Regions from separate parts of the Homo sapiens genome. Here region 1 is linked to region 2. A link is a contact called in ENCODE Hi-C or POLR2A ChIA-PET data. All regions are on one chromosome and are shown on one strand. The core of a region is the stretch at or near the end of the contact, and the rest is flanking DNA. Distances in the headings are between cores, read along the strand shown.

Region 1 (5,059 bases), core at 1,308-3,807, 110 kb before region 2:
ATGTGTTGAAAAGATTGAAAAGATTAGTGCACTAGTAATAAGATAATTGTCCCTGAGAAATGCTGTTAGCATGTAAACACAGTTAGCATGTGAAATCAGAACAACTGTAATATTTCCCTCGTTTGGTGTTTAAAGATGCTCCTGCGTGAATAATTATAACTAAATGCAAAGTGCAGAGATGGGATGCTGCATGTTTTTCCTGTTATTCTTTCCTGCTTCTATCCCAGCTCAGAAGTAAAACTCTTAGTGGAATCTTGTCTGAAGCTAGCCTCCCCTCCCCCACAGCCATTTGAAATTAGTACCAAGAATGGGGCAACTTAGAACAGAGGGAATTCCAAAATTAGGGATACTCAGCAAACAAAATCTACAGATCCCATAGCAACTTTTTTTGGGGGGGTGTTGAATGAAAGAGACCACACATGCATACCTGTATGTGCATGTGGATGCTCACATATGTGTGTGTACACACATGCATATTCACACACATACACTCTCTCTTTCTTTCTCTCTGTCTCTTAATAAACAGAGCTGGAGAAAACTAGCCATGGCTATACACAGCAGAAGCAGATGTGATAAACCTCATTTTACCTTTTTAGACCTAGAAAGGTTGCAGTAAAATATGCTGCACCTGCCACCACATGAGGTCCTTCCTTCCTTCTGTGGAGTTTTTGCATCCTTTGATAAGTTGGAACATACTTCAATTTTATGAAATTAGTACGTATAGTACCTTCCTAACAGACCATAGCTCATCAGATATGCTACATATCCTATAAAGACTAACCTTTCTGCTTCCTCATCTCAGACATTAGCCAATCAGTAGGTTGAGCTTGTCTCCTTCTGCTGTGTCATTTATACCCCAAACTCTTCTTTATAGGGAGGACTTGCCTTGACTTACAGTCAGGAAAACATCCTACAGCTCAGAAGTTGGCTGAGTTCTCAGCATACATCTCTCAGATTCCACCTATAACATGAATTGGGTTTCCGTTGATTTTGGTTCAGCAAGAATTTACCAAGTGCTTTCTATGTGGCAGTCTTAGGACTTCATTAAGCATAAAAACAAAGAAGATAGTCCCTGGTCCTGGGGAAGTGGGACAAGTTGTCAAAAGTATGTAGCAGGGGCTGATGAGAAGACAGGACTCTCACCCCTATCCATGGGAGTCAACTTTGCTCTCTGCCTTGTATTCCTGGGTGTGCATTCATAGGTGCTTCTTGAGTTAAATTATTCTTGGACTTTGCAGCCACGTTACTTTACAACCTGTCTATGGTTCATATCCCGTCCTTCTCTCTAACCTCAGGTCCTCCAGCTGAAAGTGCTGGGCTTAGCTTAGGATCCACTAAACCAGAGATTACAAACACCAATGCCCACAGCAGCCACACTGGCAGCCGTAAGTGAAGGACATGTGTCTGGGGCGGGGACTGTGGCAAGCAGGAGGGCCTGTGACCCTTCTAAGGGAGATAGCTGCTTTCCAGTGCCAGAAAGGCAGTGCCTTAGGAAAATGCTGGATTTGTGTAGCTAGGTCTTCTGATTTTTCCAAAAAATGCCAGAACTTTGCAGTTTTATGGGAAACCTCCTGAATGTGAAGTATTGGCATCCTATGTAGGTTTTTGTTGTTCTTTTTAAAACATTGTGCAGGCTGAACAAACTATGCCTGAGCTGAATACTGCTTGTAGATTCCAGTTTCTGTTGGCCACCTCTGCAGTCAGCCCATGAAGATCGTGTTCTCAAAGTGCTGGCTAAACAGAGGCCACTGCTGAGTCACTAGGGTTGCTTCCCACCACTTCATGAACGTGTTCAGTGTGAGACCACACACTTTACCTTGCATCTTGTTTCTCCAGCTCTTTCTCATCCTGCCCTCCCCGCAGATGTCTCAATGAAGTCCCTGGGAAAGTAACACTTACTCTCCTGAATACAGCCTACAGTTCCACCAAGCGTGGCATGCATGTGAGCGAGGGTCCCCCAACCCCGCCCCACTGCAGAAGGCGTAGAAATGAAAGCGGATCGTTGTAAGCTTTGGATCCGCCAAATGGGACTTAGCACAGCGTCGTCTCCTGCGTGTTGATTATCAACTTGCTTGGGGGATCTCAGGCTCTTGCCTGACCTTGGCATGAGGTCTGGCAAATTTGGCTTTCTGGGTGTAGAATTGATCGTTTCAGAAACAAAGCCATTGAGACAGAGTTAAGGAGAGTCCTCTATTCACGGATGAAAGGAGCTCATTGTATAAAATTGGTGTGACCTGGACCCCCTTCCTCTGGCCCCCTCCTGTTGTTCCCTTCCCCCACAGCTGGGGCTTTGTAAGGGTCTCGCAGGATGTTCTATCCCAGGCCATACTTTCTTCCCATCTTCCTGTCTCTGAGGCTGCCCCGAACAGAAGGAGAGCTGGGCTTGGAGCCCCTTTGCACGTTTTTGGCTCCTCGGGCCAACTCTGTTGTCGTGGGTGATGAGAGCACTTCCTTCCGAGAGAGCTAGGAGAAAAACAGCCAGGCTGTTCACAGGCAGCTGCCCAAGGCGGCTGTGCAGGAAGAGAAAACAGTGGGTGCTAAGAACCTCTTCCTGTTCTGCCTTCTGCACGGGCACCTCCCTTCTGGGTCACGGCCCTGAAAAGTCAAGACTGTTGAGCTAGAGGAAGATGGTCCTGTGTGTATTAACCTCAGTGCTCAACTTCCTGATGGATTATTTGAGTTTTTCTGTTTCTGCTGTGAAGTCACGGGATCCCGAATTTTTCTTCTTGAGGTTGGCGGGTGAGGGTTGGAGTCATGTTCATGGGGTAACATGGTACCTTCCTTTGTGGGGGAGGGGTAAGGTATGGTGGTGAACAGATAGGAAGGTCATAAACTTAGATGCTTTCAGGGCTCAGCCCAGGTGGGCAGGGTGGGGTTGTGGCAAACAGAAGGGGATGTGCCTGCCTTAAGTGGACCTGCCTACCCAGTGGGTCAGATCTTTCCACATTTCACGAAAAGCCACAAATCAGAATATCATGATTTCACCCTAAATTTTAAATGCTGGCACCTAATTTTAAAAAAAGTATTGTTCAAAAATTAGCCAGGCTTAGTAGCATGTGCCTGTAATCCCAGCTCCTCAGGAGTCTGAGGCAGGAGAATCGCTTGAACCCGGGAGGTGGAGGTTGCAGTGAGCCGAGATCACGCCACTGCACTCTAGCTTGCGTGACAAGCAAAACTCCATCTAAAAAAAAAAAAAAAAAAAGAAGTATTTTTGTGCACCATGCAGATCACACCATACCACATCCAAGCATTTTGGTTACCTTTTTTTCTTTTTTTTTTTAAACCTCTCTGAAGATATTAAGGTTAAATGGGCCTGGCTCTGTGGCTTTCAACCAAGTCTTTGAAACTCTCTGAGCCTCAGTTTCCTCCTATATAAATTAGGAACAGTACTACAGGGTATTCATAATCCAGGAACAAGGAAATACTTAATGTCATCAAGAGAAAAAGCAAACTGGGCACACTGACTCTTGCCTGCAATTCCAGCAATTCGGGAGGCCAAGGCAGTAGGATCACTTGAGACCAGGAGTTCAAGACCAGCCTGGGCAACATAGGAAGACCCCATCTCTACAAAAAATGAAATATTAGCCAGGCGTGGTGGCACAGGCCTGTAGTCCCAGCTACTTGGGAGGGTGAGGTGGAAGGATTGCTTGAGCCCAGAAGTTCAAGGCTGTGGTGAGCCATGATTACATCACTGCACTCCAATCTGGGCAGCAGAGCAAGACCCTGTCGTTTTTTTTTTTTAAAGTAAAAACCAAAAAAAAAAAAAAAATCTATCTATCCAGTCTTTATGGCCTTCTGGGAACAGCCACTTCATGAGGATAGAATGTGGGTTTATTGAAGTAATGCTCATAAATGGTGAATTATGGTATCTCATAAGGACTTAACCAATGATAGCGGTCTACTGGGCGCTGTCATCAAGGCTGTCATCTTCATTGTCACTATCGTTTCATTAAGAAATATTAGAGGAGGTTGAGGGGACAGGCTGCAGGCAGAGTCCCTCCCCTGCTGAAGCTTTCTGACTCCATCCTGACTCTAAATGTAGAAGGCCCATCCGTCCCCTGCAGGGCCACCTTCCAGCCAGGTGTTCTCATCGTCTCTCTTCTGTCCTAGGAAGGCAGCTCTACATCCCGAGCTGTAGCCTGGGACTGCAAAGCTCTCCACTCCCCACCTCCTGGGATCGTTTTTTCCGCCCCCCGTGGTTTGTGTCGGCAGTTCTGTGTGTGGCCTCTTGGAGTCATTCCAGACGCGAAGCACTGCTGAATCACAGTTTTCCTGTATCTTCGACAATAGATGTCCTGGTCAGAGGCTCTTGTGAAGGAGCAAAAGAGGAGGAAGTGAAGAAAAGCAGGGAGGGATGTGCATAGAAATTTATTTTGGCAAAATGGGATGAACTCCAGATTTGGTATCAAAAAACTGACATTCTACACTGAATTTTAATCCAAACTGTGTGTGGCCCTTAGGAAATAGGCCTTTCCTCCTGGATCTCCCATGCCTCACCAAACAGTGATGGGTTTGATTCAGGTCAGGGACGGACATCTAGGGAAACTGGAATCTATTAATAATATCTGCTCCTCGGGCCGTATTGAGAATTTGAGGCCAGGTGGACTGCTTAGTAACAGCTGCCTCGGGCAACTTATTGTGAATTCGCTGCATAACTGGTCTGCACCTCTAAGTGCTTTTCTTGAACTCACGATTTTGGATTCTGGAGCTCAAATATGAACTATTTTCCTGTGGAACAGAGATCTCACCCAGCAGTCCCAGAAGTCACATAGTATCATTGGAACTCCAGACAATGTCTGTGGGACACTTGGCAGTATTGGTTCCAGTTGGGCCACCTGCCATCTTGGTGACCACAGCAAGTGGGTGCAAAATTGATAGGTGCTGCGGCCTGTGCCTGGGAAAAGCTAATTATCGGGATGAATTATAGATGTGGCGTGTGTTCCCAGCTCCAGGAGGATGTGTGTTCAAACACAGCCTGGGTGGCCACCTTTAGAAAGATTTGCGGCATGGTGGGATTTAGCCAGCACTTCCTGTCTGGGCCATGTCGGGTAACGGCTGC
Region 2 (5,102 bases), core at 2,551-5,050:
TCTGTTGTGTGGCGGGGAAACTTGCTGATAACAAGGAAAGAGAAGGGCCCCAGAATGACACTTAGGATATGTCTGAAGAGAGAAAACGAAGATGTCCATCAGGGCAGTAGCTCTTCTGGCTTACTCCCTGCCCTTTAGACATTTCTAGAAACTTCTAGAAAATGGGCTTAGGGACAGAATTTAAATTTATGTTCTTGGAGCATGGGAGTCGTCAATAGATGTTTCTGTCTGTTGGAGGGAGAAAAAAATTGGCTCCTGTACCTGACTCAGCTCAAAGGAAGAAAGGAGATCAGGTTAGCTCCTGGATTAATCGGGATGAGTTAGACCATGCTACAGTAACACAGATCCCCCAAATCTCAGTGACTCAAAGCAGCAGGGGTCAATTTCTGCACACTGAGGGTTGGTAGAGTCTCTACTCCACATGGGCCTCACTCAGGGATGCATGACCTCCACCAGCAGGAGTGTGGCTGGATATTGTGGTATCCAGGGAATGACACCTTATGGGTTCCAGTCACTGCTCTTGGCCATAGCATGTTTCCTGTCTGTGCCTAATATACAAGGGATAGGGACATACAATCCTAACACATCCCTAGAAGGAATGGAACAGAAATGATTTTTCATAGCTTTATTGAATGCCACCCCTGCCCCATCAGCTCCATCCCGACAGACGCTAATATGAGCAAAGATGGTGATACCCATTATTCCACTGCAGGGGAACTGAATGCTTCTTGATTTACTTCTCAGCAAAACACAAGAGGCGTGATACAATAGCAGATTTTAGAATCAGGCAGATGCAAGTTCGCTGCCTCCCCAACATGAATTTGTGCAAATTACTCGACATCCCCAACCTTATTTTCCACCCTTTTCTGTAAGGTGGGCGAACAGTAGTGCCTACGTTGGAAATTATTTCCAGGAGTTAAGTGAGGTACTGCATCCAAGGGCTTAGCATGGCACCTAGCACGTGATCCATAGTGAAGAATGTATCACAACAAGCGTTGGCTCCTCGTTCTATAAAATGGCAAGATAAATACATCCAATTGTCAGTACCCTATAAGTAATACCTGTGAATAACTTACTGTGGTGCCTGGCTCATGGTAAGAGCTCAGAAAATGCGCCTGAGAGGCTGCTTGGGACTCTTCAAGGGCCTCTGGATAGAAAAAAAGGGAAAAGAGGAACATCAGCAGGTTTTGTTTAGGTTACAAGAATAAAGATGTACTCTAGGTACCAACTGAAGGGGATTTTTTTTGTAGGTATCTGTGGAGAATAAGAAAGACCAGAAGCAGAAGGCCCTCATTTATAGGTCAGGATATAAAAGCAGTTCCTGTGTACAACCAGTAGCCGCCCTGTGACCCAATATGGACTGGTCAGCTGTTTTTTTCTTGGTTCTTTTTCCTTCTTCCTACCTTGTTACCTCCCAGCTCCTGCAGCCTCAGACTCCACGTGCTTCGTGGCTGCTGCTTACTGTCTCTATATGACTTCCTGCAACACAATAGGCCACTAGCCAGCCTGAAGATTGCAATTTGGAGGTCACACACCTCTAGCAGATTCATTTAGCTGGGTGGGAGGGGCCAGATCTTGTGGTTCAGTGTCAGCTTGCAGTACTTAAGGGTTTTGGGTGATGGGTGTAATAAGGATCATACAATTTCTTGGAAGTGGATCATGTCCCTGGTAGCCCAGAGTGTGGGGTCTGTGATCTGCCTGGTTTGAATTCCAGCTTCACCGCCAACTAGCTGGGTGACCCTGGGCAAGTCACTTGTTCATGGGTGCTTAGTTTCCCATCTGCAAAATGAAAGTCATAGCAGTACTCAGCTTACAGAATGGCCACAAGGTGTCTTAGTGTCAGAGCCTCCAACAAATAGGAGAAATTCGTGCTTACTGCTAGGAGCAATGGAGCAGAGGCTAGAGGAGCATCTTTTTTTTTTTTTTTTTTTTTTGAGAGCCAGTTTCACTCTCCCCCCAGGCTGGAATACATTGGTGCAATCTCAGCTCACTGCAACCTCCGCCTCCCAGGTTCAAGCAATTCTCCTGCCTCAGATTTCTGAGTTAGCTGAGACTACAGGTGTGCACCACCACCCCTAGCTATTTTTTGTGTGTGTGTGTTATTGGTAGAGATGGGGTTTTGCCATGTTGACCAGGCTGGTCTCAAACTCCTCACCTCAAGTGATTCACCTGCCTCGGCCTCCCAAAGTACTGGGATTACAGGTGTGAGCCACCACGCCCAGTCCTAGGGGCACCTTCTTCTCCAGGCCATCACTAAGTCGTATATGGATGGTGAGGACAGAAGCAACTAACCCAGTCCCAGAGGAGGAGGCCTTTTAACTCACACTCCAGCAGAGCAGGGGTCTGCATACATTTTCTTAAAGGGCTGGATAGAAATATTTTAAGCTTTTCAGACCAGAAAGTTTCTATTGCAACTATTCACTCTGCTATTGTATCAGGAAAGCAGCCATGGACAATACACAAATGGACAGGTATGGCTGTGTTTCAATAAAACTTTATTTATAAAAAACACAGGCAGTTGTTTGCTGACCTGCTGGGGTGGGAGCCTTGCTGAGGGTCAGCTGCTCTTGGGTACCCCTGCAGATCCGCTGTTCAGGCCCCGACACCTTTTTCCTTGGGAACTGGTAAGAGGCATATTTCAGCCCTCCTTAAAAGGAGGACTAGCAGGGATGCCGCCCATTGCCCCTGTGTTTCCATAGCAACAAGGGCAGCTATATGGAGCCATTACTCTTCTCTGTGGCTTCAGAGGTCAGGGGCCGTGTTGTAGGACATTGGATATGCTTTCAGATTAAGGCCTTGGGAATGAGCTTTAAGCAGAAGCAACATGTTGCAGAAACAATTTGGGGCATTGGTTGAATGATGCATTTGATCATTCGACTGATCAAAGTAACCAGGACCCATTTACCCATGGAGGAGCTGAGTTTGGGGTCCAGCCCTTCTGGAAACATCCATGCCATGCGTGGTCTCCAGAATGACTCCTGATCTTTGTCTTGACCCCAAATGACTTCATCACTTCTGTTCCATGTACACACATGAAGAGCCAAACTCAAGCACAAGAGTGTCGCAAGTTTGCTTTGCTCCAGGACTTAGTGTAAAGTTTATTCTACAAGGGCTGCATTCCTCTTAAAAAAAAAAAAAAAAAATTGCGGCTGGTTTCTTTCCCACAGAATTTACAACGGCTCAGTCTGATTTCTCTTATGGGCATAGATATATGAGCATGTCCTAAAGGCAATGGAATGTATGTAATATCCTACCAATATTTTTCCCTTTATAACTTTATTATATCATTTCCAGCCCTTAAGTAAACCATCACAGCACTTTCAGCTGGAATTTAAACGGGACGCTGGAACAAAATGTTTGTTACCCAGTGGCAAAGACAGTCAAGGAAAGAAACTGACTTGAAAAGGTGTGGTTAATAAGAAGCATTGAGAATCGTAGTCATGGCACTTTAGAGCTTGAAAAAGCCTTGGTTTCTGGTTGGAACATCTCCTATTTCCAGATGGGGAAACTGAGGTCCAGAGAGAGCCATCTTACCAGAGGTTAAACCAGTAGCAAAAGTAGGATGTGAAACTATGGCCCCGGCTTCCAAGTCCGTATGACTCACTCTTCAAAGGCCAGTCTGCTTAGCATGATCTCTCAGTCAAGTTTCTCTTCTGTTTCTCTCCCCTCTTCTCCAGGATGGCTACTTTTCTCATCGGCCGAAAGAGAAAGTGCGAACAGACAGCAACAACGAGAACTCTGTCCCCAAAGACTTTGAGAATGTCGACAACAGCAACTTCGCACCCAGGACTCAAAAGCAGAAGCACCAGCCTGAGTTGGCGAAGAAGCCACCGAGTAGACAGAAGGAGCTTTTGAAAAGGAAGCTGGAACAGCAGGAGAAAGGAAAAGGACATACATTCCCTGGGAAAGGCCCCGGTGAGGTGCTGCCTCCCGGGGACAGAGCCGCAGCCAACAGCAGCCACGGGAAGGATGTGTCCAGACCGCCTCATGCCAGGAAAACTGGGGGCAGCTCCCCCGAGACCAAGTATGACCAGCCCCCTAAGTGTGACATCTCAGGCAAGGAGGCCATCTCTGCCCTGTCCCGTGCTAAGTCCAAGCACTGCCGCCAGGAGATTGGGGAGACTTACTGCCGCCACAAGTTAGGGCTGCTGATGCCTGAGAAGGTGACTCGGTTCTGCCCCCTCGAGGGTAAGTTCCAACCCCGCTGGCTCAGAGAGGGATCTCCTGGCCACTTCCTCCTCCTGCCCAGCCCCATTCTGCTCACCTTCTCAGACCTTCTGAGAAAGGCCACCCTGTTTTCCAAACCCCAGATGAGCACACGAGATCTGATGTGTTCTAGTACTCCCTGAGTGTTGAAGTCTTGTATCAGAAAAATTTTGCAAAATCAGATTACCTTTTGTAGGTGCTTTAACCCATTGCCTTTATGGCAAAGGATGAAATTATAGTGAAATCGGGAGCTGATGTGATGCTGGCAGGAGCCAAGGGAGCTGTATTGATATGGTTTCGTTTCTCTTTCAGTAGAATATTGGGATTAGAATTGATATGAATATTATTGTAATTGATTATGATTTGAGAGGTTTCTAATTGGTTGCATTAACTTCAGAGGCTCTGTAACTTTCCGTTTTCCTTCATCAAAAGTTTCTTTCCCTCTTCTCTTCTCTTTCTTCCTCATATGTTTCCTGTTTCCCTCCTTCTTTCCTTCTCATTCCTTTATTTTCTTTCTCCCTTTTTCCTCCCTTCCTTCCTCATTTTCTTCCTGGTTTGTTTCTCCCTTTCCTTTTCTTCCCTCTTCTCATTCCCTTCCTTATTTTCCTCTCTTCCCCCTTCCTTCTTTCCTATTTCCTTTCTTCCTTATTTTAATTTTCTTTCTCTCTCCTTTCCTCTTTTCTTCCTATTTTCTTTCTTCCCTTCTACATTCCTTCCTGCTTTCTGTCCTCTTCTTTCCTAATTTTTCTCTCCTCCCTCCCTCCTTTCTTCTTTTCCTTCCTTCATTCTTTACTTCCTTCCTTCCTTCCTTCTTTCCACCTTTCCTTGCTCTTTGCTTTTCCCCTCCCTCTTTCCCTTCACTGGCACTCTTTTATGTGCGGATGACCTGATGATAA

What was found. Hi-C counts contacts between places; a loop is a spot of excess contacts on that map. ChIA-PET counts read pairs that join two places held with the same protein, here RNA polymerase II (POLR2A). Pooled maps may share reads with other maps.
Region 1: a map of B cell shows a loop between it and region 2 (3-fold over the local background). The contact joins two enhancer-like sites. A Hi-C loop is called at or near these places in 1 of 168 maps with a recorded cell type or tissue (B cell), 2 of 37 single-sample maps with no recorded cell type and 7 of 50 pooled maps. POLR2A ChIA-PET finds 5 or more read pairs at or near these places in 3 of 52 experiments (BJ, H1 and endothelial cell of umbilical vein).

The regions. Positions count from the first base shown.
Region 1 is chr16:17,367,274-17,372,332 of GRCh38, reverse strand. All of the region lies in intron 1 of XYLT1 (xylosyltransferase 1), which reads left to right. Among named protein-coding and RNA genes, the nearest start is that of XYLT1, 100 kb to the left of the region's middle. RefSeq lists an enhancer at 2,658-2,747. Within about 2 kb of position 2,557, at least 23 of the 41 ENCODE cell types and tissues checked have a DNase peak (open chromatin) inside an H3K27ac peak, as active enhancers do; they include B cell, where a contact is called at or near this core.
Region 2 is chr16:17,258,074-17,263,175 of GRCh38, reverse strand. XYLT1 (xylosyltransferase 1) reads left to right here. Exons shown (of 12, transcript NM_022166.4): 3 at 3,678-4,188. Among named protein-coding and RNA genes, the nearest start is that of XYLT1, 210 kb to the left of the region's middle. RefSeq lists enhancers at 3,466-3,865, 4,026-4,075. Within about 2 kb of position 3,800, at least 11 of the 41 ENCODE cell types and tissues checked have a DNase peak (open chromatin) inside an H3K27ac peak, as active enhancers do; they include B cell, where a contact is called at or near this core.